Regions from separate parts of the Mus musculus genome. Here regions 1 and 2 are each linked to region 3. Evidence: chromatin loops called from intact Hi-C (ENCODE). Cell type or tissue: left cerebral cortex. All regions are shown on one strand. Region 1 holds the start of Ifitm7 (interferon induced transmembrane protein 7). Region 2 overlaps Marf1 (meiosis regulator and mRNA stability 1). Region 3 holds the start of Pdxdc1 (pyridoxal-dependent decarboxylase domain containing 1).

Region 1 (8,000 bases), 82 kb before region 3:
CTATTGTACATCACATCTGCTCATCTAAAAATTTGAACTGATGTAGTAGCAGGTGGTACAGGCCTAAGAGGGTTCCAAGTTCAAGTCCTACCTGGACTATAGTGTAGGTTCAAGGCCTAGATGACTTTAAAATGTGGCTTAGTGATAAGAGTGCTTGTGCAGCATTCATGTGCTTATGTTCAGTAGCACAATGCCACAAATAAGAATGCTAGTAGGTTAAATAAATGCTGTAGTTGAGAGATGGATATAGCTCAGTTAGCAGAGCACTTTGCCTGGCATACACAAAACCCCAAGTTTGAGTCCCAGCATTGCAAACCCAGGATGGTGGTGCATACCCATAAACTTAGATGTAGAGTCAAGAAGATCAGAAATTCAAGGTCAAGAGCTAATTTGATGGTTTAGCCAACAAGAACACTTGGTACCAAGCCTGATGACCTGAGTTTGATTGATGGAAGGAGAGAACTGACTTCTAAAAATTTTCCTCTGACCTCTACATGTGTTACATAGTATGTATACACACACACATGTAAAAACATTACAAGGCCATCTTTGGCTATATAGCAGGTTGGAGGCCAGCCTTACATAAGACCCTATCTATAAATAAGTCAGAGGACATAAATATTCTACTCTAAATACTCTAGCTGAATTGAAAGGAAGCCGTTAATACACTCTCAGCTAAAAATCAAACAAGTCTGCCATCTTTTCCCTCTTGCGCTCTTGAGAAAAATCTTTAAATACATGCAGAAGTGAAGTAGAACCTTTTTAATGGGTTCTTTCCTTCTTCAGCATGTCTGGTGTCACAGTACTGCCTGGGCAGGTATTTGGCCATAGCCCCAGTATTACTAATTTCTAGACTTAATTAATAAATGAATAGAGGCTCAGACCTGTTGGATAGCTCTATGAATCCCTTGTGAATTGAGAGGATGTTTACATATAAACAAAAATCCCAAAATGCTTGATTAGAGACAGGAATTAAAATGCCAAAACTTGCCAGAGTCAAGTATCTAAAGTGGGTCCCTGGATTCCTGCTTTGGGATTTCAAATGTGAATAGCTTAAAGAGCTGGGGGTTGGTTTGGAGATCTGTGCCAAGGCACATAAGAAACTGATCTGGCACTGAAACAAGAAGCAAGTCTCAATCATGGTGGTTTGGGGCAAAAAGATCAGGGCCTCTACAGTCAGGACTCAGAAGTACAAAATTTTCAGGGACTTAATGTGGTTTAAAGTGAATTCTTACCTCAGTTTTCAATATGTGCTCAAATTTGGACCCCCCAAAAAAGCAGGAAAATGAGAAGGAACTGGGTGTGTTGGCACACACCTGAGTCTCAGTGCTTGGGAGGACAGGCAGAAAAATTCAAGGCCATCCTTGGCTATAGAGAGTTTGAGGCCAGTCTGGATTGTATGAGACCTTGTTTATGTGTGGGATGGGGAGAGGCTGGCAGAGAAAGATGGGAAGAGAGAGAGGAGAGAATGCTTTAGGGAAGTGCTCAATATTTTAGTTTGCTTTGGGTTTTTGTTTTGAGACAGGGTCTGACTTTGTAGCCCTGGCTGGCCTAGAACTCACAGAGCTATGCCCAATATTGCAGTTTTAACTCATAGGCTTGCTTTATGCAGTTGAATGTCTAAGTTTGAATGTCTAAATAGAGGAACTCCTGAAACAGCCATGTCCTGAGAATTTACCTGAGCTTTGCACACACCATCTTATTTGATATTCATGATAGAAAGCCACATGGTATACAATATTACTATCCCCATTTTCAGAGAGCAAATGTAGAGAACAGAAACACATCTTGTCACATTGTCAGCCAAAGACCAGAGCCCTAGTCAAACCAGGGGTTCCTTGACTCTACGTGGCTTCTACTCTATGGGGACCCAACTGTCTATCAAGCACTGTGGACTTCAGGGATCAACATGGCTACTATCTGATTATAAAATTACCAACCATCTTTGAAACAGACCCAGGAAGCAGTTAACCTTCATGAGAAATGTATGGAGTCCAACTCATCTGGGTCTGAATCCTGGTTCCATCATTTCCATTTGAGTTACCTAGCAAGCCCCCGCCTTCTCATATATGTAAAAAGCACTACAGTGCCACACAAGGTTGTACCAGGGATAAATAAGAGATGTTTCTGAAGCTTTCAGAACATGGCAATCTAACAATACAAGGCAGCCATGGGTGGTATTATTTAGAGCGTATAAACCACAGACCTGCAACCTCTAGGTTACCTCAAAGTGCCAAAGCTAAAGGATTTAGGAAGGATGAAGCAGGAGAAAGGACCTAGGTCTAAAAGGAGAAAGAAAATGTAAGAAAGAAAGAGGTTGGAAGCATCAGAACACCCATTATAGCAGGAACGAAGACATTTGAACTTGAAATAGAAACACAATATAGCTTGAGTCCATAGTTACAAGAATGGAGAAAACAATCACAAAGGCATGTGCGCGAGTGTGCACACACACACACACACACACACACACATTCACACACATTCACACATTCACACTTTCTCCCAAGTGAGGTAGAAAAGGAGCTGATTGACAATGCTTTAAGTACATGTAGCTCAATGGCTGCTGCTGGGGAAGAGCACTAAGCCTAGAGACCCAGTCAGAGCAGGTAGCTTTAGGGTTCCTTAGAAGGCAAGAGGGCTGCAGGCTATACCAGGTCTGCTGGGCAAGCCATACCAGAACAGGAGGCAGAGTGGAGGACATTTGGAAGCTCCTAGAGTCAGGGACATCAATGACCTTAGACTTTCCAGATAGCCTCCACTGTTTGCAGAGTTTCAAGTATTGTGTCCAACAAATTGAAAGCAAAAGTCTTGGATTCATTTACAGATGTTTGTTGATACCAAAACACCAAAGAGAGAGCCAGTAAGTACAGAGGTCTGCTTCAAAACCGCTTTCAAGAGCTGAACCAAACCAAATCGTATCATTGAGTCAAGAGCTAACAGAGTGGGGGAGGGGGGTTGCACAGCGCTAACCTTGCCCTTTGCCTGCTCTTTCATCTCTCCTCTGACCCAAGAGGAGGTGGGACAATGCTGGAATTTCAGCTATGCTCTGAACCTCAAGGCTGAAAGAGCACACAGACACTCCCCCATTTCTGTATGTGGGGCTTTCAAAGCTGCCCTTGGCTCCTGCGCCCTCAAGCATCCTAACACTCTAGCGTTCCTCCTCCTGGGATGCAGGAAAGACGGTCCTTCGCAAAAGCTGCCTCCGGCTGCCGGATCTCGGACTCCTTAGTCCAGTACAGCTGGACTCCTAGCTTAGCTGCCTCGCGATTTCCAGAGGAGCCTCCCAGTACAGCCCAGCCCTGGAGGGTCCCCTCTTTTGTTTGTAGGGAGAACCTACAAACTGCTGTTGTGCAACACTGGAAGCCCAGCTGCGGGGGCGCTTCCCGTCTGCCAGCCTGCGTTCCGGTCTGCTCTAGGGGGCCCCAGTTCAGCACGCGAGTCCCCAACTGTCCCCACCCGTTCCCTGCCCGAACACTCACTTCCCAGTCCCTCCGCTTTCCATGCTGTCTCCTCCACCGCCCCATAACGCCTGAGAGGCTTCTCGGCTTCCAGATGAACAGACAGAGATTGCTTTAACTCCATTGCTGTTCCCCGCGGGCAGGTCCAGGGGTCTGGTTCACTCCATCCCTGCTGAAGGCTGCGGGGAGGAAGGCAGCTCAGATCGGCAGTGTTTTAATGGGCCCGGCGTTGCTGAGGAAGCTGCTCCATCTCTTCAATCTCCAGCACCTGAAAGCTCCCAACTGGTACCCAGGATGGGGGAGGGATGCATAACACATGCGCAATGGAAGCTGGAGGGGGGAGGTTTGGGGGCTGGGTAGGGAGAAAGAGGGACAGATGATAAACTCTCTAGAACAACAAAAACAAAAACAACTAAAATAAAATCACCCCCAAATGAAACAAGAATAAGGCACCTGCCCACACTGAAACCAGTAGATAGGCTTTCTGTGGATGGATCTAGCATTGTGGGTGACTGGGGATCTGTTAGAGGGCTGGTAGGTTTCAAGCGTGATTGGTGAGCCAGAACAGTATCTGTAGATGTGATGATCCTTCTTTGTAGACAAGCCCAAGTATGGACCGCTGCTTTCAGATTCTGTTGTTTGCAGTTATGTGCATGTTTTGAATATAAAAGGGGGACAGCAGCTACGTGTGTGTGTGTGTGTGTGTGTGTGTGTGTGTGTGTGTGTGTGTGTGTGTGTATGTACACCTGTGTCAATCCTGTGCATTTGTATGGAAAGGAACAAGAGAAGCAAATATTTTGTATATAAGGCCAACAAAGCTGTTCAGAACACTGATCTTTACAAACCTGGAAAATAATTGTGACCAAACATAACAGCAATAAAAAAAAAAAAAAAAAAAAAAAACCAGTGTCAGGACTGGCAACAGAGCTCAATTGGTATAACATTCACAGCCTAAGCATGAGGGTCCAAGTCTGATCTACAGGACAGAGCAGGCATTAAAAGAGCAGATACAGCCGGGCGTGGTGGCATGCGCCTTTAATCCCAGCACTCAGGAGGCAGAGGCAGGCGGATTTCTGAGTTCGAGGCCAGCCTGGTCTACAAAGTGAGCTCCAGGACAGCCAGGGCTATACAGAGAAACCCTGTCTCGAAAAACCAAAAACAACAACAACAAAAAAAAACCCAAAAAACAAACAAACAAAAAAAGAGCAGATACAGCTCTAGTCCCAATGCTAGGAGTGAAGGCAGGAGGAACCCCAGGGCTTGCTTGCCCCAAGACACCTTATACCAACTTCTGGCTTACACATGCACACTTTTTGGTTTTAATATAAAGTTAAGGGATGAGAATGCAGCTCAGTTGGCAGAATACTTGCATAATATGCACAAAGCCTTTGGGTCCTATCCCTAGAACTACATGAACCAGGCATGTGATTCTAGCACACAAGAAGAGGCAAGAGGATCTGAAATTCAAATTCATCCTTGGATATGTAGGGTGTTTGTATAGCAGCCTAGGTTACACAAAACCATGAATGAATGAATGAATGAACGAATGAAGTGTTATCAGCAGCTATTGATAAAAGTTAATACTACTTTTTGAATTACTGCTAAACATAGACCATTTCCCAATGTCTCTGTGAAACCTCACACTCCATTCCTGTCTGCTTTACAGAAGATAGAACTGAGGTACAGAGAGATCACTTACCGTATCTCCAAACTGCCGGGGACCTCATCAGCCCTTGAATCAGGCTAGACTGTATGAATTCGGATTCTGCCTCTTATTGTCTTGATTTCCTTGTCTAGTTATATTTAAAGAGCCTAAAAAATATGTATGTGCATGAGCTGGGATGCATGTGGGGAAGTTTATGTGAATGTAAGCACCCTCAGCCGTCAGAAGTATTGGATCCCCTGGAGCTGGAGTTACAGGCAGTTGTGAACCACCAGATATGGCTGCAGGAAACCAAACTTGGGTCATCTGCCAAGGCCATGACTGCTCTTAACTGCTGAGCCATCTCTGCAGCACCTTAACTGTAGTTATATTTTGTATGGAGGGAGAGGAACAAAAAGGCTCTAGGTCAGGGGATGCTGGTGTGCTGTTTAATAGTTATCTTCTGATGCCACCTGGGACACTGGTGTCTATTTTTATGAGTTGGAAATGTGAAACAGTCCAGTTTTCCAGGAAAATGACTTTACCACTTAAAAAGGTTATTGTTTACAGTGAACTCCTAAACAGCTTCAAAAAGTTTTAAAATGTAAACCTAGATTATAGCAACAAGTTTTGTTCTGTTTTGTTTGGGAGTTTGAATTGAGATGGGGTTTCACCATGTGGTCACTTCTGAGAGGCTCTAACCTAATCACATAAAAGCATAAAAATAATATTTTATTTTATTTTATTTTATTTACTAATGAGGCATAAGAAATGAAACAAAGAGGCCAGAGTCTCAGCTATTCTGAGTACTGGCTGCTCTTGCAGAGAACCAGGGTTCCATTCTTAGCACCCACATGGCAGCTCACAATGTTCTGCAACTCCAGTTCTAAGGGACCCAATGCCTCTTTTGGCCTCCAAGAGCACTGAGTGCATGTGCACAGACACACATCCAAAATGCCCATACATACAAAATAAAAATAGTTCTTTGGTAAAGAATTGAAATAAGACAAGCCAGTAAGCCCTGATCTCAGGAGGAAGAGGCAGAAAGGTTGTGACTTCAAGTCCAGCCTGAGCTACACAGCAACACCTTGTTTCAAAAATAAATAAATAGGACCGGCGAGACTGCTCAGTGGGTAGGATCTTGCTGCCAAGTCTGATGACCTGAGTTTCCTCTCTGGGATCCATATGATAGAAATGATGGAAGGAAAGAACTAACTCCTATAAACTATCTTCTGATTTCTATATGGCATGAACTCCTCCTGTACACACACACACACACACACATACACACACACAGTGTATGAAGGAGGCAACTAAGAAAAACACAATTGAAAAAGCTGGACAGATGAAACAGACCCTGTTGGAGAAAAGGCCACTGCGCAAAGGGCTCTGGACTTCTCAGCTTGTACCACCATTCTCATTCCTTCCTTATTCTCAACTCTTCCAGCCTCAAAAACCAAGAGATGCCTAAGGATCAGCATGAGGTGGTTGTAATGGGGACACCCCACACCTCAACTTCTTCGACAACCACCATAATCACCATGCCTGAGATCTCCAAGCCTGATTATGTGGTCTGGTCTCTGTTCAATACACTCTTCATGAACTTCTGCTGCCTGGGTTTCATAGCCTATGCCTACTCTGTGAAGTCTAGGGACAGGAAGATGGTGGGTGATATGACTGGGGCCCAGGCCTTCGCCTCCACTGCCAGGTGCCTGAACATCAGCTGCCTGATCCTCTCCGTCGTCATGGTCATCCTCTTCATCACTTTCTTTGCCACTAGAAGGTAGCCATCTTGTAGCATCTCACAGTAGATAACAGATTCTGGGGCCTTCCGGGCTTGCTATGTGTTCTATTGTCTATCGCTGTCCCAAACCCTAGTCTTAGTCCTGACCATTTACCCCATACATATGCAAATGTTACACTTGCATATCTGTTCATTCAATAAAGTGCATGTGCTGTGGGAAAAAAAAAGAAAAAAAGAAAAAGCCGGACAGACACTATGGAAGAGTGCTTTCAGTATTTTACAATGAAAAGATATTTTGAAGAGGGTGCACTTTTGATTCTAAATTCTAAAACACTTCACCACCCATTAAAGAGACTCCATACCCAGGAAGCTGTATTGTCACCTTCCGCTCTCCTCCAGTTCCTAGCAACCACTCTTGCTCTCCTCTCCTAAGAATTCATGTTCTGAGTATTTCATAGGAAAGGCGCCTTCACACGTGGGCTCCTGTGTCTACCTGTTTTGGTTTCATCCACTCTTTTTTAGGTCCATCCACATTGAAGCATGTGCTCCTGTAGTTCCCTTATGACTGAATACTATTTGCTATGTCACAATTCATTTATCATTCTGCCATTGATGGACAGTTGAGTGTTCCTGCCTTTTAGCTACTGTGACTAGTTCTAGTATAAGCGCTGTCTATAGCAGTGTGTGTGTGTGTGTGTGTGTGTGTGTGTGTGTATGTGTGTGTGTGTACCTGTTTATTTTCTTTGGGATATGTACCTAGAAGCAGAATTCCCAAACCATCTGGTAATTCTCTGTTTAGCTTTTTGAGAAACTGCCAAAACATTCTACTTTTCCACCAGGAATGTGCAACATCGAATCTTTCCACATGCTCAGTAATGTTTAAATTGTTTGGGACCCATCAACAAATATCTTTTTGTGGTTTTTTATTTTTTTCTATTCTTTCTCCTTCCTGTCTCCCTCTCTTCCTCCCTTCCTTCTTTCCTTTCTTTCTTCTTTTAGCATTTTACTATGTAGCCCAGGCTGGCTTTGGATTCATTGTGTATCTTAGAAAAATCTAGAACTTTTGATGGTCTTGACTCAGCCTCTACAAGAGCTAGAATGTAAGGCCTGTGCACCCAGATCCTGTTTGTTCTTGACCTTGGTTAACACTAAA
Region 2 (8,000 bases), 200 kb before region 3:
AATGTTGTGCAGGCTTGCCACTCTTTCTGTGCAAGCCTGAAGGTACTTTCTGTGCAGGCCTGGAAGCACTTCTTTCTGAGGCCTGATAGCACTTCCTCTTTAAGGCCTCATGGCACTTCCTCTGCGATTTTAGTGCATAGGAAGCAAAATGGCACATGTGCAATTTCTTTAAGGCTTTTAAGCCGTATAATAGAGTTGGTGTTGAGAGTGTGAGTTGCCTTATTTGCAGATATCCTATGGCTAAGCCTGCCTGCTCAGACTTCAGGTTTGCAAGCATAGAGGGATTATGGATTTGAAAACACTAGATGCCACTAAAGTTACTTGGAGTCATCTCAAAGGTCAGGTTCTATGGGCAGCAAAGAATAGTTGTGTACAGTGAACGGGTATGTGTTTGCCATTTGCTGGAGTTGCCCATATGTTTGGAGTGTGTGTGACTAACCCTTACTATTTAAAGATGTGAAGACTTGATTGGAAGCACGCTGAGTGTGGTGTGCCCACAGTGGCCAGTCCAATCACTATTTCATCATCCAGAGGCTTAGATAATGATGCTATGATGTATGCACGTGGAGATGATGAGACACTTTTTCTGCGTGGAAGGATGTACCAGATTAAATTTATCTGTTGAAAAGACAAAAGTTATCACCAGAATCCCCTTTCCATCTTCCCATCTTATACTGTTTGCTTTTGATGAGGCTTGGGGGACAAGTTTTTCTTAACTGTCTACTTTGTTTGAACATTTTTGGGGGGTGGAGGGGGCGGGGAGGTTCAAGTGCTGTTTGTGTGTTGGGACCAAACAGTTGTCAATAAACTTTATGAGCAATCATCTGTAATGAGTGCTTTTGTTTGTGGGTGGGATTATAAACCAGTCTAGTCAGCTCATTTTGGGTGACCTTGGCTTTTCATCTCTCCAGAAATATTATGCATTTAAGCTGGAGTTGTGGGTAGCTCAGTTGGAAGAGTGCTTGCATGGCACTCACAAAGCCCTGGGTTCAGTTCCTGGCACCATATAAATCATCTGTCATTTCAGCACTCTGGAGGTGGAGGCAAGAGGACTGGAAAGTCTTGTCAGCAACATAGAAAATTGTAGGCCAGTGAGTGAGGTAAGCTTACTTCATTTAAAGCATTTAAGGGATGCTGAGGGCTGAAACAGGAGACTGCACTGTTGGTGCCATATGAATACAACTTGGATTTTTCCAGCCCTGCAACCTGTTCCTCAAGTGGAAGAGAAGCTGCCAGTTAGAGCTGGGTTGAATCCTAGGTCTCCCTATGAAACACATGCACTGTATATGTGTCTGGTTTCTGCTCCTTGATAAGCTTGCTTTCCCATTAGCAAGTCTGGGAAGGAAGGACTGCCTATATAGCTTGAGCTATGGAGTCCCCACTCCACCCCAATCTCTACCCCTTGGGAAGAACAAGACAAGTTGCTTCTTGGTGTAAGATGTGGGAAAATCAGTGTTATGCACTTCCAATGACCATTGGACAGTGCCTTCAAAACTCCTTTTACCATAGCAGAGTTTTGCACAAAATGTTGAAGAGCTTGGAAAGATGGCTCAGTGGGTCAGGTGCTGACTGCACAACCATGAGATCCCAGTGGATTTCCAGCACACACCTAAAGTGCTAAGCAGGGTAGCCAGGCCTGTAATCCTGGTGCTGGGGGCAACAAGCACATCGTCAGAGTTAGCAGGTCGGCCAGTCAGCCTAGCTATAGGTAAGGACCCTGGCCCCAGAACTAAGGTGGAGAGTAGTAAGACACCCAATGTTGATCTCTGGCCTGCATGTGTGCGTGTGTATGTGTGTATGTGACTCCTTCCCAGCTTCTCATTCCTGTGATTTCTTTCTGAGAAAATCTGAACTCTATAGAGTGTGAGGTCTCCTTCCACATTCCCACAGCCTCTACACCTTTTAATTCCACAGCAGGACTACAGAAAACAATTGTTCATGATACCCCAAACATTACATAGACATATGGTCCATAAGGAGGAAGGCGGGGAAAAGGCTGCACCCTTCCCTAAAGAGCCTTCTGTGTGGAAGCAGGTGGGGTCTGAAGCTGACTGACTGCCCTTGGAAGTTCTCAATATGAGAGGGAGATTTGAGTTTTGTTGAAGTGTGAAGGGACCTAGAGCAGCGGTTATCAATTAACCTGTGAGTTGCAACCCCTTTAGGGGTTATATATCAAATATCTTACATATCTGGCAATTCATAATGAACACAATTACAGTTGTGTTTAAATATGCTTGGCCCAGGGAGTGGAACTATTAGGTGTGGAGGAAGTGTGTCACTATGAGTGTAGACCTCCTCCTAGCCACAGGATACATAGTCTGCTCTTGGCTTCCTTTCAGTGTAGATATAGAACTCTTGACTCCCCCAACACCATGTCTGCCTGCCTGCTCCATACTTACTGCTGTGATAATGGACTGAACTTCTGAAAGTATAAGCCAGCCAAGTAGACAGTTATGAAGTAGCAACAAAATAATTTTGTGGTTGGGGGTCACCATAACGTGAGTAACTGTATTGAAGGGTTTGTAGCATTAGGAAGGTTGAGAACCGCTGACCTAGAGTGTTTTAGTTGAGCAGGAAGGAAATTGGTGGGGTAGTAGGGATACAGAGGGTGGTGGGACTGTTGGAGAAAGAACATCTAATTCGTGGATCAGTCTCTTCCAATGGTAGAAACTCACTTCCTCCCGCATATATATGCTGGAAAATTTGCCTTATGTCCTGAGACCCTACGCAGCTTTGGATCCTGGTGTATAGGGAGAAGAGGAGTCTGAATTGTGTGTCCTATCACACAAAGGATGGGAACCTAGAGATGTGGCAAATCCTATGCTAGCAGATGCTACGGCTCAGAGATCATCATGGATCCAGCCCTGGGGAGGTACAGGAATCTTGGGAAAGCACATGGCATGGCCTTGGCTTACAGAGTGCTATTATTTGTGGTCCCCTACAGCATCCCTCCTGCTTACCTCTTGAGAGCAGCACCCACTCTGTTAGAACCATAGTACAGCTCAGCAGCCTTCCTGTTTCTAGTTTCCTGCATGCTGGTTTGCTGGTGGCAGGTTCATGTATCACATACTTGACTCTAAGCTCCCCCTAGTCTCCTTGTGCCTGTGTCTTTCAGGCTGGATACTGGAGGTATGGAGAAATGAATACAGAGAGACCTGGGTTCACTCAAGGGGAGGATCATTGGAGTTTTAATCTGAGCAATATAGCTCCACAGTGAAGTCCCTTTCTTTGGCTAACCCTATTTTGCAAGGAGATTGAGTTATTCCAAGTTCCGCACTGATCTGTCTCCCTCACTAGGATACAAGGTTCACATAATCCATTTCCCAGCACGTACCAAGGACCACATTGACCAAGGGAATTACCTCACACATCCACAAGTTGAAACATGCCTGATGTTTGTTTCTTACGCTAGCTGGCCTCGGCACTCTGACCCAGCCATCTTGCTCACCCGCTGCCTTGTGCAGGACAGCTGAAGAGTTCTGGTGCCTGAACCCAACTCCATCACTTCCATGTTATATGACTTTGAGTTCATCACGTCTCCATCCCGAACCTCAGTTTCCTCATCTGCCAACTGGGGATGATGGACCTCAGTTTCCTCATCTACCAACTGGGGATGACGGCCCTGCAGCAGCGCAGTGAAAGGAAGCTTTTGACTGGGCTTCACTCTGCACGGGCTTTCTTCTCTAGCAGCTCCTGCTTAGTTTGTATCTATCCCCTTAAGTCAGTATGAAGCTAGGACTGGGAAAAGGGTGTAGAAAAGGATTGGATTGTAAGAAAGCTGGCCCGGGTCCCTGGACTTTCCCATTGTGCCCGTGGGAAGGCCCAGGAGGGTATCAAGCAGCAGACCTGGTTACATCGGTGCTTTTAGGCACAGCACGATCTGTCTAGAGGTAGAGACGTGGGAAGAAGGGCTGGCTGGTGAAGAACTTGAGATGTCCTTGGCAGGGGAAATGGTCTAGGAGACATGCCAACAGACAGGGTGTTAAGAGGAGCCAAGGAACTGAAGGAAGTCTGTGGTCTCGGTGTCAGGAGGTAAGGCTCAGGGTACAAGAAGGAGGGTAGGCTGCATAGAAGAGTACTGATTTTTCTTTCCACAGAAAAATAGCTTAGGAAGAATCTGTAGGCTGCTGTGGAGAGAGGAGTAATGAAGGGTTAACACATGGTTGTAGTTGATGAAAGTTGATAAAACAGTGACAGTGGCTACCCTAGGAGAGGGTACACACTCTCCAGATACTTATGACGTAGGTGCTGGAGACATAGCAATTGAATAGAAATGAGTAATAGGTCAAAGACAAGAGGACATGTCCTAGGATAGATAACCTTGGGCAGCTGAGAACAGGGGATACCCTTCCCTAACATGGAAATACTTAGAAGAAACCTAGTAACAAGTTAGACCAAGTCAACTGATTTTTACAAAGATTTATTAGTGTGTAGGGGGACAGTTGGGGCTGGGATATTCTCATGATACAATATGAGTGTGAAGATCAAAGGAGGATTTTCAGGAATCAGTTCTCTCCTTCTACAGAGGCTCCACCTCAGGTCATCAGGCTTGTATAGCAAGAATTTGGCCTGCTAAGCCATCCTATCAGCTTGAAGTTGATTGCTTTCATCTTAAGTCTCAGAGAGTAAATATTTCAGGACTCAGGGGCCGTGCGCTCTTTAATACTCAGCTCTACCATTTATCACAGAAGCACCTAAAGATGATATGTGACTGAGTGCAACTGACTTTTTTCTAATAAACTTTATTTATGGGGGCAAGAGAGGTTTTCGGTGGTCAGGAACACTGGTCGCTCTTCCAGAGGACCTAGGATCAATTCACATGGCAGTAACAGCCGTCATAACTCCAGTCCCAGGGAATCTAATACCCTCTTGGATTCTGTAGGCACTGCATGCAGGTAATGCACAAATATACATGCAGGCCAAACACGCATACACATAAGATCGAAGGTTTAAAAAAAAAACTTTATTTACAACCAGAGGCGGGCATACGTTAGATGGCAGCTTGCCAATCCTTGTTTTAGGATGTGTTACTTTAATGTGCACGTTGTATTCCAGTGTTGATTCAGACCAAATCTGAGTTTAGGAGGGATATCCAGGTCGAAAAACAAGTCTAGCAGTGTAGCTAGCTATCCAAGATGTTTGAGAAGTGGAAAAGAGAAAAGATCAGGTCTGGTGATGATCCCCAAGCATCAGGAAGGTTTAGCAGAGAGTAGAAAGTCTATAAGTCTTGCATTAAAGTGGAAAGAAGAGGACAGTTACAAGTCCAAAACAGCCTGTGGTCAAGCTGGTCTAGGAGCTCAGTTTAACTGACCAGAGGTCATGTAAGAAGCCAGAAAGGTGGCTCAGCAGTTAAGTGTCATTTTGTAGAGGACTCTAGTTCAGTTTCCAGCTCAAAACCTCCTATAACTCCAGCTCCACGGAGATATCACCCTGACACCCTCTTCTGGCCTCCATAGTTACCTGTATACATGCAACATACACACACACACACACACACACACACACACACACACACACACCTGTAAATAAAAATGAAAAGTTCAAAATTAAATAAGTAAAATAAAGGGGGCTGGAGAGAGGTGCTCCTGGGAGGTAGGACGCACACCTAGAGACTGAGGCAAAGCATATATATGTCTCTCCCAGGCACCAGAGACCATGAGGCCGACTGATGGGCACCAGCCTGATGTAACCTAGGCACAAGCTTGTATTCCTGATGAGAGGAGGTAGCTTTGAGACAGCATAAAGGACAGATTAATGGATTCAAGAAGTTTGCCAGTGGCTCAGTAGTAGAGCACTAACGTGTACAAGTCCCAGCCCCAGAAGGAAAACAGATGCATTCAGGAGGCAACTGGAGATTAGGAAGATGGACATGGCATGTCTATGGCCGCCTCTAAAGAAGAAAGCTAGGAAGATGCTGAGAAAGATGGCAATGAGGGCAGAGAGGTATTTGTTTAAATGGGAGATGTGTATAAATGCAGTAAGAAGAAAGGACTGTCAGGGAGGAACATGAGCAATGAGAGGTGATTCCCCCACTAGCTGCCATAGGATTCAACTATGGAGTCCTGCCGTTTCCTCACCTGTGCAGTGAGGACAGTAATAGGATCTGCCTGATGGGAGATGTGTGTATGGTACTTAGTGCCACGAGTAGGATTCCTGTTACCAGCCTCCTTGATGCCTTCCAGAAGGATCAAGTCTGGGTGTGGAGGGTCCCATGATCTTCAAGATTCCCCAGCTTTGTGTAACCCTGGTGATCCAAGATCATCATCTCTCATTTTCATCTGGTTCTGTCCTGCTTAAAGCCCAAATAGATGTTTGTCAGCTGTTATAGTTTTGTATATGAGACACACTGTGTGTGTGTGCATGCACATGTGCAAAGCTGCCCACTGGATGTCAGAGGACAACTTTCAAGAGGCAATTTTCTCTCTTAAGACGGGGTCTTTCTTGCCTGCTGTGCTGTGTATTTCAGGCTCCCTGACCAGAGAGCTTCCGGTTGGGTATCTTCTTCCTGCTTCTCCTCTCCTGTAGGAGTGCTGGGATTGCAAAGGCCTTCTATTTCATCTGGGCTTTTAGGTGGGTGTGGTAGTTTGAATGAGATGTCCCCCATAAGTCTTGTGGCTTTGAATACTGGTTGGCTCCTGTTTGGTGGCTGTCTCTGGGGGGTGGGGTGGGGGGGGGTAGGGATTGGGAGGTGTGGCTTTGCTGGAGGAAGTTGTCACTGGATGTGGACTTTGAGGTTCCAAAAGACCCCTCCCATTCCTAGTGTGCTTTTTGTTTCCTCTGTGGTTCAAGATGTGCTCTCTCATCTGCTCCTGCTGCAAAGCCTCACTGCATCACCATGAACTAGAACCATAACCCCAGTTAAATGTTTTTTAAAAATCAGTTCCTTGATCAGTGTTTTATCACAACACTATAAAAGTAACAGTGGGATATGGGCATGAAACTTAGATTATCAGCTTATGTGACAAGTAGTTTTACCCACGAAACCATCCTACTGGCCCTAGATACTCATTTTCAAAACCAGTAAAGGAATAGCAGGACTATAATACAGGTCTTCTAGGAACTCAGTGGGAGTACTGGATGCTGGGAGCTTAGTGGGGTAAGTACTGAAGGCAGGATATCTGTGAGGAATTGGTTCTCGGCCCCTTGGCTTGCTATGTTTTCCATATGGAAGGGACAACAAAGCCCTCTGTGTGGTCTCAGTGTTTTGAGTTAGAGTGTGAAGGAGTCTAAGAAGTTGGATAAGAAATCTGACCTAATTTCATGTCTACCTGTGATGGTTCACCATATCAGCTTGATTGGATTAAGAGGTACCTGGGGGATCAATAAGGCATATCTCTAAGTGTGTCTATGAAGGTGTTCTCAGAGCAAGAAGACCTACCCTGAATGTGGTTGAACCCCATCTTACAGTTGTGGGATCCCAAATGGACTAGTGGTGGGAAGTGAGATGAGACAGGCATTGCTACCCACAGTGAAGTGTGGTGCTCTTCCAACATTTGGACACTGCCAAACTGTCCTGCTCAAACATATAGAGCTAAACAACCATGAACAGATCAATCTGAAGACTTTGAACCCGAAGTCTTCCTCCTTTAAGGTGTTTGTATCAGATATTCTGTCACAGCAAAAAGTCTAAGTGAAGCAGCCTGGACTTTAGAATGTGGTCTTAACTGAAGTAGGAGCTTTGCATAAGATTAATGAAGTCAGACTGAGCTAGGGGGCCGTAAACTCCATCAGTGGTGTCTCATGATGAGAGGGGATACACAGAGGAGAATCCCTGGAGACAGGGGTAGGGATGGGCACACTGAAGCCAACAAAGGTCCAAGATTTCTAGGAACTAGATGAAGCAAAGAGGGCCTCTGCACATACATAGCCTTGGCAAGGAAAGCTGTAGAGACCCCTTTGGCTGGATTTCTGTGGTGCTAAGTCCCCATTTTGTGCTCACCTTTTTATTGTGGTTATTCTAGGACTCCCATGTAACCTATTATCACACATGGTCTAGAGTA
Region 3 (8,000 bases):
TTCTGGAATCCATAGCCACTATGGCTCAAGATCTTCAAACCAAGATCCAGATAAGGATCTCCAAGCCTCCAGATAAGGGTCACTGGTGAGCCTTCCAATTCCAGATTGTAGTTCATTCCAAATATTGTCAAGTTGACAACCAGGAATAACCACTACAGTCCTCTTACCTGCTGAGCCATCTTTCTAGCCCTGTGAAGCATTTTTTTAAATTATTAATGATTGAGGGCCTAGGCCATTATGAGCAATGCCACCTGTAGGGAGGTGGTCCTGGGTGGTTTAAAAAGTAGGTTGAGAAAGTCATGGTAAACAAGAGCATGCAGGTTCCTGTGTTGGTTATTAAATGTAAGATTAAATAAATCTTTTCCTCCTCAAACTGCATTTGACCATGGTCTTTGTTTTAGCAACAGAAAGTTAAATTAGAATGGTAACTCTGTACTATAACTTGAATAACTTAATAAAACTCCAGCACAGGGGTGGGTATGGGGGACATTTGGGATATCATTGAAAATGTAAATGAGGAAAATACCTAATTAAAAAAAAAAGAATGGGGAAACAAAAAAAAAAACAAAAAAACAAAAAACAAAAAACTCCAGCACTGTTCCAGTGCCTTCTATACTTCATATGAGCTTTATGATGTTGCTCTATTTCTATCATTTTTATTGAATGATATTACACTGAATCTGTAAATTGCTTTTGGAAAAATGGTAATTTTTACAATATTAATTCTACCAATCCATGAGCCTAAGAGATCTTTCCATCTTCTAGTATCTTTTTCAATTTCTTTCTTCAAAAATATAAAATTTTCATTGTAGTGGTCTTTTACCTCTGGTTTAAAAAAAATAACACTAAAGATGTTTGAAAAAGCCATAGGAAATCATGGTCTACAGAGTGAGTTCTAGGACAGCCAGGGCTACACAGAGAAACCCTGTCTTGAAAAACCAAAAAAGTGAGTATAATCACACACATATTTCTGGATAGAGTGACTGCTCATGAGGTGATAACGTTTCCCTCAGGAGCCATAAATTATTTAAAGAAACCCCAGTACCAGAAAGAGGAAGGGAAACATTTTAGGTTGTTGGTCACGGGTATCTAAGAGACCTCTGAAACACTACAGGGTTTGCCATTGCCCTCGATTGCCTCTGAGATACCACACACTTTAGACACAGAAGCTGAAGGAATCAGCTGGAATTGACTTGGACATCTCCTCCCTCAGGACCAGCTCTCAGAGTAGCAGAAGATATTATGCAAGCTGCCAAGGGAGAAATGCAATCAAGAGTCCTACAGAAATGTGAAGCAGGTAAACCAGAGCGACCAGCCTAGGAAGACGCTGCTAATCTTTATATCTTGTGGATAACCAAGCTGTCTAACTGGACTTAAGCCCTGTTCAACAGGAGGGAACTCGCACCTTGTATTGTAAACCTCAACAACTACTGGTGGCTGAACAAGTAATAGACCTTAGAGGAGGACCCACTACTGCCAATTTCCTAAATCAATACAGCTTCTAACTGTACTCTAAATAGTTATTCCCACAGGCAAACATAGCTCTTACCCTTATCGAAAGCACTTTTTTTTTTCTGCAGCAAAGGCTACAGGGAGCCATAACTGGTCAAAATGCAGAGAATAAGTGACTGTGGGGTCCCCAGCCCCAGATGGAACATCTGTAATACAATGTCACATGAACTGATGGAGAACTACAGGCAGTCAATGACTGCTGGAGGAATAATCACCTGATTGTGAGGAACAACTCTTACACTCACTAATTTCTCATATTTATCTTTATTGATGTCTATTTTTAAAAAAAAAACATGATACTAGGAAACTGTACTGGCTAGTTTTGTGTCAACTTGACGCAGCTGGAGTTATCACAGAGAAAGGAGCTTCAGTTGAGGAAATGCCTCCATGAAATCCAACTGTAAGGCATTTTCTCAATTAGTGATCAAGGGGGAAAGGCCCCTTGTGGGTGGGACGATCTCTGGCTGAGTAAGTCAGGGGAAGCAAGCCAGTAATGAACGTCCCTCCATGGCCTCTGCATCAGCTCCTGCTTTCAGACCTGCTTGAGTTCCAGTCCTGACTTCCTTGGTGATGAACAGCAGTATGGAAGTGTAAGCCAAATAAACCCTTTCCTCCCCAACTTGCTTCTTGGTCATGATGTTTGTGCAGGAATAGAAACCCTGACTAAGACAGTAACATAAATGGATATACTTTGGTACAGAGTTACAGACTGTTGTGAGCTGCCATGTAGGTGTTGGGAACTAATTTAAAAATGATATATTTTGAGCATACTTCCCTCTGCACCCTTATTCTTCCTTTCCCACTTGTTATTAGTCTATTTTGTACCCTAGACATTTTCACTTCTACATTCATGGTATATGTACATACATGAGTTTCTTTACATCTAAATACTACATTTAAAGTTCTATATAGCCGAGCATGGTAGCATATATTTGTAATCCCAAGACTTGAGAGGCTGAGGCAAAAAGAGTGCTAGAGGCCAGCATGGGCTACTTAGACTCTGTCTCAAAAACAAATAAAACCCCTGGCAAAATAATAATAGGAATAAAGCTGTCTTCACTCAGCCCTTTCCCCAAACGCCTACTTATTCTTAGAATAAAGCGGAGGACAATAGTAATTCCATCTATATCTTTATTCATCTTGTTCATCCCTCACAGCTTTTGATAGTTATCATTTTTTAGAAGAACATCGGGTTATATGTATTTATTTGACGTGTGTGTGCGCGTGCGCGCGCGTTCTTGAGTGTGTATGGAGGTCAGAGGGTAACTTTAGGGAGTCAGTTCTCTCCTTCCACACTGTAGGGTCTGGGGATTAAACACAGGTCATTAGGCTTGGCAGCAAACCCCACATTTTTGCATTGCTGTAGTGAATCAGTGTATATCACTGGCTTATTTTAATATTAAAGATTAAAATATTTATTTACAATATGGCTGTAATAATTCAGCTCACAGCAAAATTATGTTGTGGAATTTAAAGAAAAAAAAAACCTACATACCCCCCTCCTTTGTTTCCTTCTGGTTTACTCTTGGAGAAAAATCTCTTTTTAACATTTTATCTATTATTTTTATGTGTTTGATGTTTTGCCTGCATGCACAGTCGAGGCCAGAAGAGTACATTGGATTCCACTGGGACTAAAGATTATGAAAGCTGTGAGCTGCCATGTGAGTGTTGGAAATTGAATCCTGTTTTTAACTGCTAAGCCATCTCTCTAGCCCTCAAGGAAATTCTTACTTCACTGTGATAGCTTACACCACTTGGGAGACAGGAGGATTGCTTCAAGTTCAAGGCAGGTCAGTCTACAAATGAACAGCAGGACAGCCAGGGCTACATAGTGAGACCCTAACTCAAAAATACTAATGATGTAAACATTCACCATATACAAGCCATATGTCTGTACAGGTTGAGTCTATTTGGGGGTAGCGGTGGGATGTTGGTTTGTTTCTCTATGTAGACCAGGCTGGCCTAGAACTCACAGAGCTCTACCTGCCTCTGCCTCCTAAGTGCAGGGATTAAAGGCATGCACCACCAGGCTTGGCTTGAATCTACTTTTTAACTACTTGGAGATAATGTTACATTTATGAGCTTCTTTTTTTAAATCTTTATTACATTTTTATTTTGTGAGCTCTTGTGTGTGTGTGCATGTGTGCCACATGCAAAAGTCAGAGGACAACTCCAGAGTTGTTACTCTTTCCACTGTGAGTCTCAGGGATCAAACTCAGTCCGGGCTTAGTGGTAGAGGCCTTTACCTCTTAAGCCATCTCTACAGCCTGTGCACTGTTTTTGTTTGCTTGTTTTTATTTTGCTATTTGCTTACAAAAAATTGTGAGTGTGTAAGCACGCATATGCCAGTCGGAGAGCATCTTGCAGGAGATGGTTCTCCCTGTCCATCAGACTTAGTGGCAACCACCATTACCATCAGCACCTTAGCTGTTTGGTTTGGAGTCACCAAGCCAAGTTGTTTTGGACTTCGGCATCTCTCCTAGTCTAGCCTCCAAATCATGAGGTGGAGGAGGAGACACTTCTTGTACCTCTGCCTAAAAAAAATAAGTCTTTAATAATATTGAAGTGTTCAGAGTTGTAATGTACCAGCACAAATATTGATGGATAGTTATCTGAATACACATGTGATAAAAAAAAAGAAGAAAATAGCAACTAATCTAGCTAATGGGCACATGACTGTTCACCGAAATTCTTTTGTCCTTTCTACAGGTTTGGAAATTTTCATAACACATTGTTTTGTTCAAGCAGGAGCACATCAGTTTTCAGTCTTTGAAAGGCACCATTTCAAGCCAGGCGTGGTGGCATACTCCTTTAATCCCAACACTCAGGAGGCAGAGGCAGGCGGATTTCTGAGTTCGAGGCCAGCCTGGTCTACAGAGTGAGTTCCAGGACAGCCAGGGCTGTACAGAGAAACCGTGTCTCGAAAAACCAAAAAAGAAAGGAAAAAAAAAAAAAAGGCACTATTTCATCACTTTTTTTTTTTTTTTCCAGTTAACTGGAGAGTCACTCAAAAGCAGCACACACGATTTCTTTGCTAGGAAATGTTAACAACACAAGCAGGCCATTTATCCAAATACAAAGTAGAGACCGCCTGCAGATAATTACTACACTGACAACCCGACCCAACCTGGGGGTTTGGGGGAGCATGCTGCATAAGAAATAGAGAGGGTAGGGATAGCTTTGTGGTTTTTAGCATCATCAGACTTCTGTGCAGGAAGTTTCACTGACCACAATGGTGGTAAGATCCCATTTCACCTACCCATCAGTAGTGGAGCAATGTAGGAAACAAATCCCACGGGCTCTTACTCACTAAAAACGCACTACCCCCACCTAGCGGGTGTGAAGCGGGAATAATGAGGTGTACTGCCGGGCTGCAAGGGACTAAACCTAAAACGGATAATAATGACCTCCATATCAAATTTCTGCTCTGATATAAAATGGAAAGGCAACAGACCTACTATTATCATTATTATTACCCATCCTCCGACAAGCCATCATTGTGACATGAGGGAGGACGCCAGAACAGCGGCCTCGAATTCCTTTCTGTCTGGACTTCTGAGGAAAGAGCTGACAAAATACATCATCCCGCGCATGCGCAAGGGTGAGCGCTGGTCTTAGGCTGCTAAGGTAAATAACTACTCCATTCCTGACCGGTGTTGACGGCGGAGGACTTGAAAGCCTGGCTTGGGCCGTGCAGCTGAGTCGATAGTATTTTACCTGGTGGATATCTCATTGCGACGGTCGTCACAGGCTTCAAGTTGGACCGCCCTATAGACGGGGTTCTTGCCACCAAGCAGCGTTAGGACCGGCCGGCGTGACGCCCAAGTACGGAAGCCTAGAAGGCCCCGCCCCGGGAGGCCCCGCCCACCCGACGGGCCTAGCCCCGCCTTCAGCAAGCCGCAGGATACCTGCGGGCCGCGCTGCGGGGCAGCTCCTCCTCCTCTCCGCCCCGCCGGCTGCGGGCGGGGAGGACGTCAGCGCTGCCAGCGTGGAAACCGCTGCGGGCCGCGGGAGGCGGAAGTAGTGCCCAGCACCGCGGGCCCAGCACCGGACGCCTCAGCCATGGACGCGTCCCTGGAGAAGGTACGGAAGGAGCGGGCGGCGCTGTGGTCCCGGGTCTTCGCCACCGGGGCGACTGGTTTCCCCGTAGGACTAAGGAGTCTCGTTGGAGGAGGGCGGCCGGGCCGGGCCGGGCCGGGCCACGTCACGGGGCCCGGTGGCTGAGGGGAGGTGGGCCCGGCGCTGTCGGAGCCGGCTTTGGCTTTACCGAGGCTCGGCGTAGGACCCGGCCTGAACCCGCGCTGGTCCTGTAGGGTGACAGGAGCAATCGGTGTGGGCCCCAGAAGCGTACGGGAAGAAGTCCTAGTTGTCGCGGAGGCCCCTGCAAAAGCCACAGATGTTCAGTGCTTTCCAAGTTAGGAGACAAATTGTAACTTTTGGCGGGCGTAGGAATCACCTGGGGACCTTGGTGAAAACATGGCTTTGCAGCCTCGGGTCTCAAGCTCGGGTGGGCGGGAACTCAGTTTGTAGAGTTTAAGAAGTTTCCCCACGTGATTCCGATGCTGTAGCAAGCAAACCCCAGACTAGAACCCCTGGTATCCAGAAAGGGTTGGGTATTCTGTAACTGGTGAGTTTATTTGGGGGCTGGGAAGAGGAGGTGGTCCCAGCTGGTCTCACTACGTTTGGGTTCCTCTTTCTGAGTGAGAATCATGAGAGGACTTCAGGTCAATTCCAAGTCCATGGGAACCTGTGTCTAGCCCTGCTCACCCCTTGGGGCAACAGCAGCTTGATGGATCTGGCTACCTACTCGGGCATGTTAAATAGACTCTAATTGTTCCCATCTAAGGGCTGGCTATTGAGAACAAACAGGTCCTTGGGTTTCTTCATGGACTGTGCTTTCAGTGCCTAACGTTCTGTCCTCCCAGTCTTTTCTCTCTGTCCCTTCTCGAAATTCTGCTTATCCGGTATGATGTAAAAACCTAGCTTTCCCTACAAGTGAAATCAATCCTTCCTTCCATCCTCCCCACCAACCCTCGCCCCCTTCTTCAATCTCTCCTTGTTCAGTCCCCGGTTTTGTGAAAGTAACCCTGGCTCTTCTGTAACTCTCTGTAGACTAGGCTGGTCTCGAACTTAAAGTGATCCTCCTGCCTCTGCCTCCCAAACTGCTGATATTACAGGACTTGTTGAAAGCAGTAATTGTAGAAATTAAGCCAGATGTCTTCATGTGCACACAGTGGCATATCTTGCTCCTCGGCTATTTCAAGTATAAATTGGGTGGAAAGCAATCAGAGAAAAAGATGTTTTTTTTCCTTGATTCTTCTGACGAGCATAGTGTCGACTTTTTGGTACCATGAGCTTCACTTGGAATGGCGATTCTCAACTTTGGGTTAGGTTTGTTCCCCAGGGACATTTAGCAGCTTTTGGAGGTGTTTTAAACTAGAGTCCTGGGAGTACAAGGGAGGTACTGCTGGGGCCTAGTAAGAAGAACCCAAGCATACTTTCGAGTATTCTCTGTTGCACAGGCTAATTCTGCACATCGGGAAACGATCAGCGATTCAGAAGCTCAGAGAACTAGTTGAGATTGTGTGTGTAACTCCAGTAGCTGAATACAAAATGATGCTGAAAATATTCTGTTTCCCATTTCTTTACAAGGCTTTAAGTCATTTCATTAGAAACCTGAAAGAACAAAGATGATCTTTCCTTTGAGAGTATCTGAAAACTAAAAGTGGGTAGGAACTCTAGTGTAAATGGTATGTTTCTGTATATTAAGTGATGGTAAAATATTTTAAGCCCTCCAAAGAAAATCTAAGGAGGTACTGAAACTCCAGCATGCATTAGGATGGAACTTTAATTGCATTGAACTTTGAGGAATTCATAATATGTGGGCTGAAAGTTGCTGCCTTAGGCCAGTGTGAAAATTATAAATGTTTTGTTTTAAAAGCTAGGGCTCAGCCAGGTGGTGGTACACAATTTAGTCCCAGCATTTGGGGAGGCAGAGGCAGGCAGATTTTTGAGTTTGAGGTCGATATGGTCTACAAAGTGAGGGACAGCCAGGGTTACACAGAGAAACCCTGTTTTTAAAAAAAAAAAAAAAAAAAAAAAAAAAAAAAAAAGCTAGGGCTCTTATTTTTATATTCCATGAAGTAATAGAAAACTTTAAATATAGCGAATAATTTCTGTAATATTAATTTAGATGACTTCGTGTTCTGAGAAATAGTTTGAAGTGAAACACTAAATTATGTCTATTGTCCAGTTTCTTTGAGGATTAGGCTAATTTGGGCTAGATTCTACATTTTAATATAAAACTGAGAGCTATTTGAGTAGTTCTGAGTGATCCCACTTCATCTGATCCATGCATACTTTATAGAACCACAGTGTTATTTGCTATTCATCCTCTGAAAGTTCAATATCTTTTCCTCTAGTACAGCAGTTCTCACCCTGTGGGTTGTGACCTCCCACAGGAATCATATATCAGATATCTTACATAT

The links. Peaks named below come from ENCODE experiments on the same cell type or tissue, not always from the same donor. Only the 100,000 strongest peaks of a DNase experiment are listed, where the experiment ranks them.
Region 1: a loop joins it to region 3, with 3 times the contacts of the local background. A loop is called at or near these places in 2 of 42 quality-filtered maps.
Region 2: it touches region 3 in a loop (2.9-fold over the local background); 10 of 42 quality-filtered maps call a loop at or near these places.

The regions. Positions count from the first base shown.
Region 1 is chr16:13,982,376-13,990,375 of GRCm38, reverse strand. Ifitm7 (interferon induced transmembrane protein 7) reads left to right here and starts at 3,509. Exons shown (of 3, transcript NM_001270718.1): 1 at 3,509-3,746; 2 at 6,551-6,886. The coding sequence starts at 6,567. Bmerb1 (bMERB domain containing 1) reads right to left here and starts at 3,739. Exons shown (of 6, transcript NM_144518.3): 1 at 3,483-3,739. The coding sequence starts at 3,585. In left cerebral cortex, no CTCF peak of the experiment used is centred here; DNase peaks (open chromatin) are centred at 2,682, 3,206, 3,360 and 3,765; H3K4me3 peaks cover 2,200 bases; H3K27ac peaks cover 1,627 bases.
Region 2 is chr16:14,101,996-14,109,995 of GRCm38, reverse strand. It overlaps Marf1 (meiosis regulator and mRNA stability 1), which reads left to right. Exons shown (of 27, transcript NM_001081154.2): 27 at 1-830. It also overlaps a transcript of Bmerb1 not described here. Among named protein-coding and RNA genes, the nearest start is that of Marf1, 53 kb to the left of the region's middle. In left cerebral cortex, no CTCF peak of the experiment used is centred here; DNase peaks (open chromatin) are centred at 423, 1,032, 3,917, 4,978 and 1 more place.
Region 3 is chr16:13,900,510-13,908,509 of GRCm38, reverse strand. It overlaps Pdxdc1 (pyridoxal-dependent decarboxylase domain containing 1), which reads left to right and starts at 5,365. Exons shown (of 23, transcript NM_053181.3): 1 at 5,365-5,595. The coding sequence starts at 5,575. It also overlaps a transcript of Mpv17l not described here. In left cerebral cortex, a CTCF peak has its summit at 4,853; DNase peaks (open chromatin) are centred at 4,885, 5,133, 5,307 and 5,942; H3K4me3 peaks cover 2,220 bases; H3K27ac peaks cover 1,538 bases.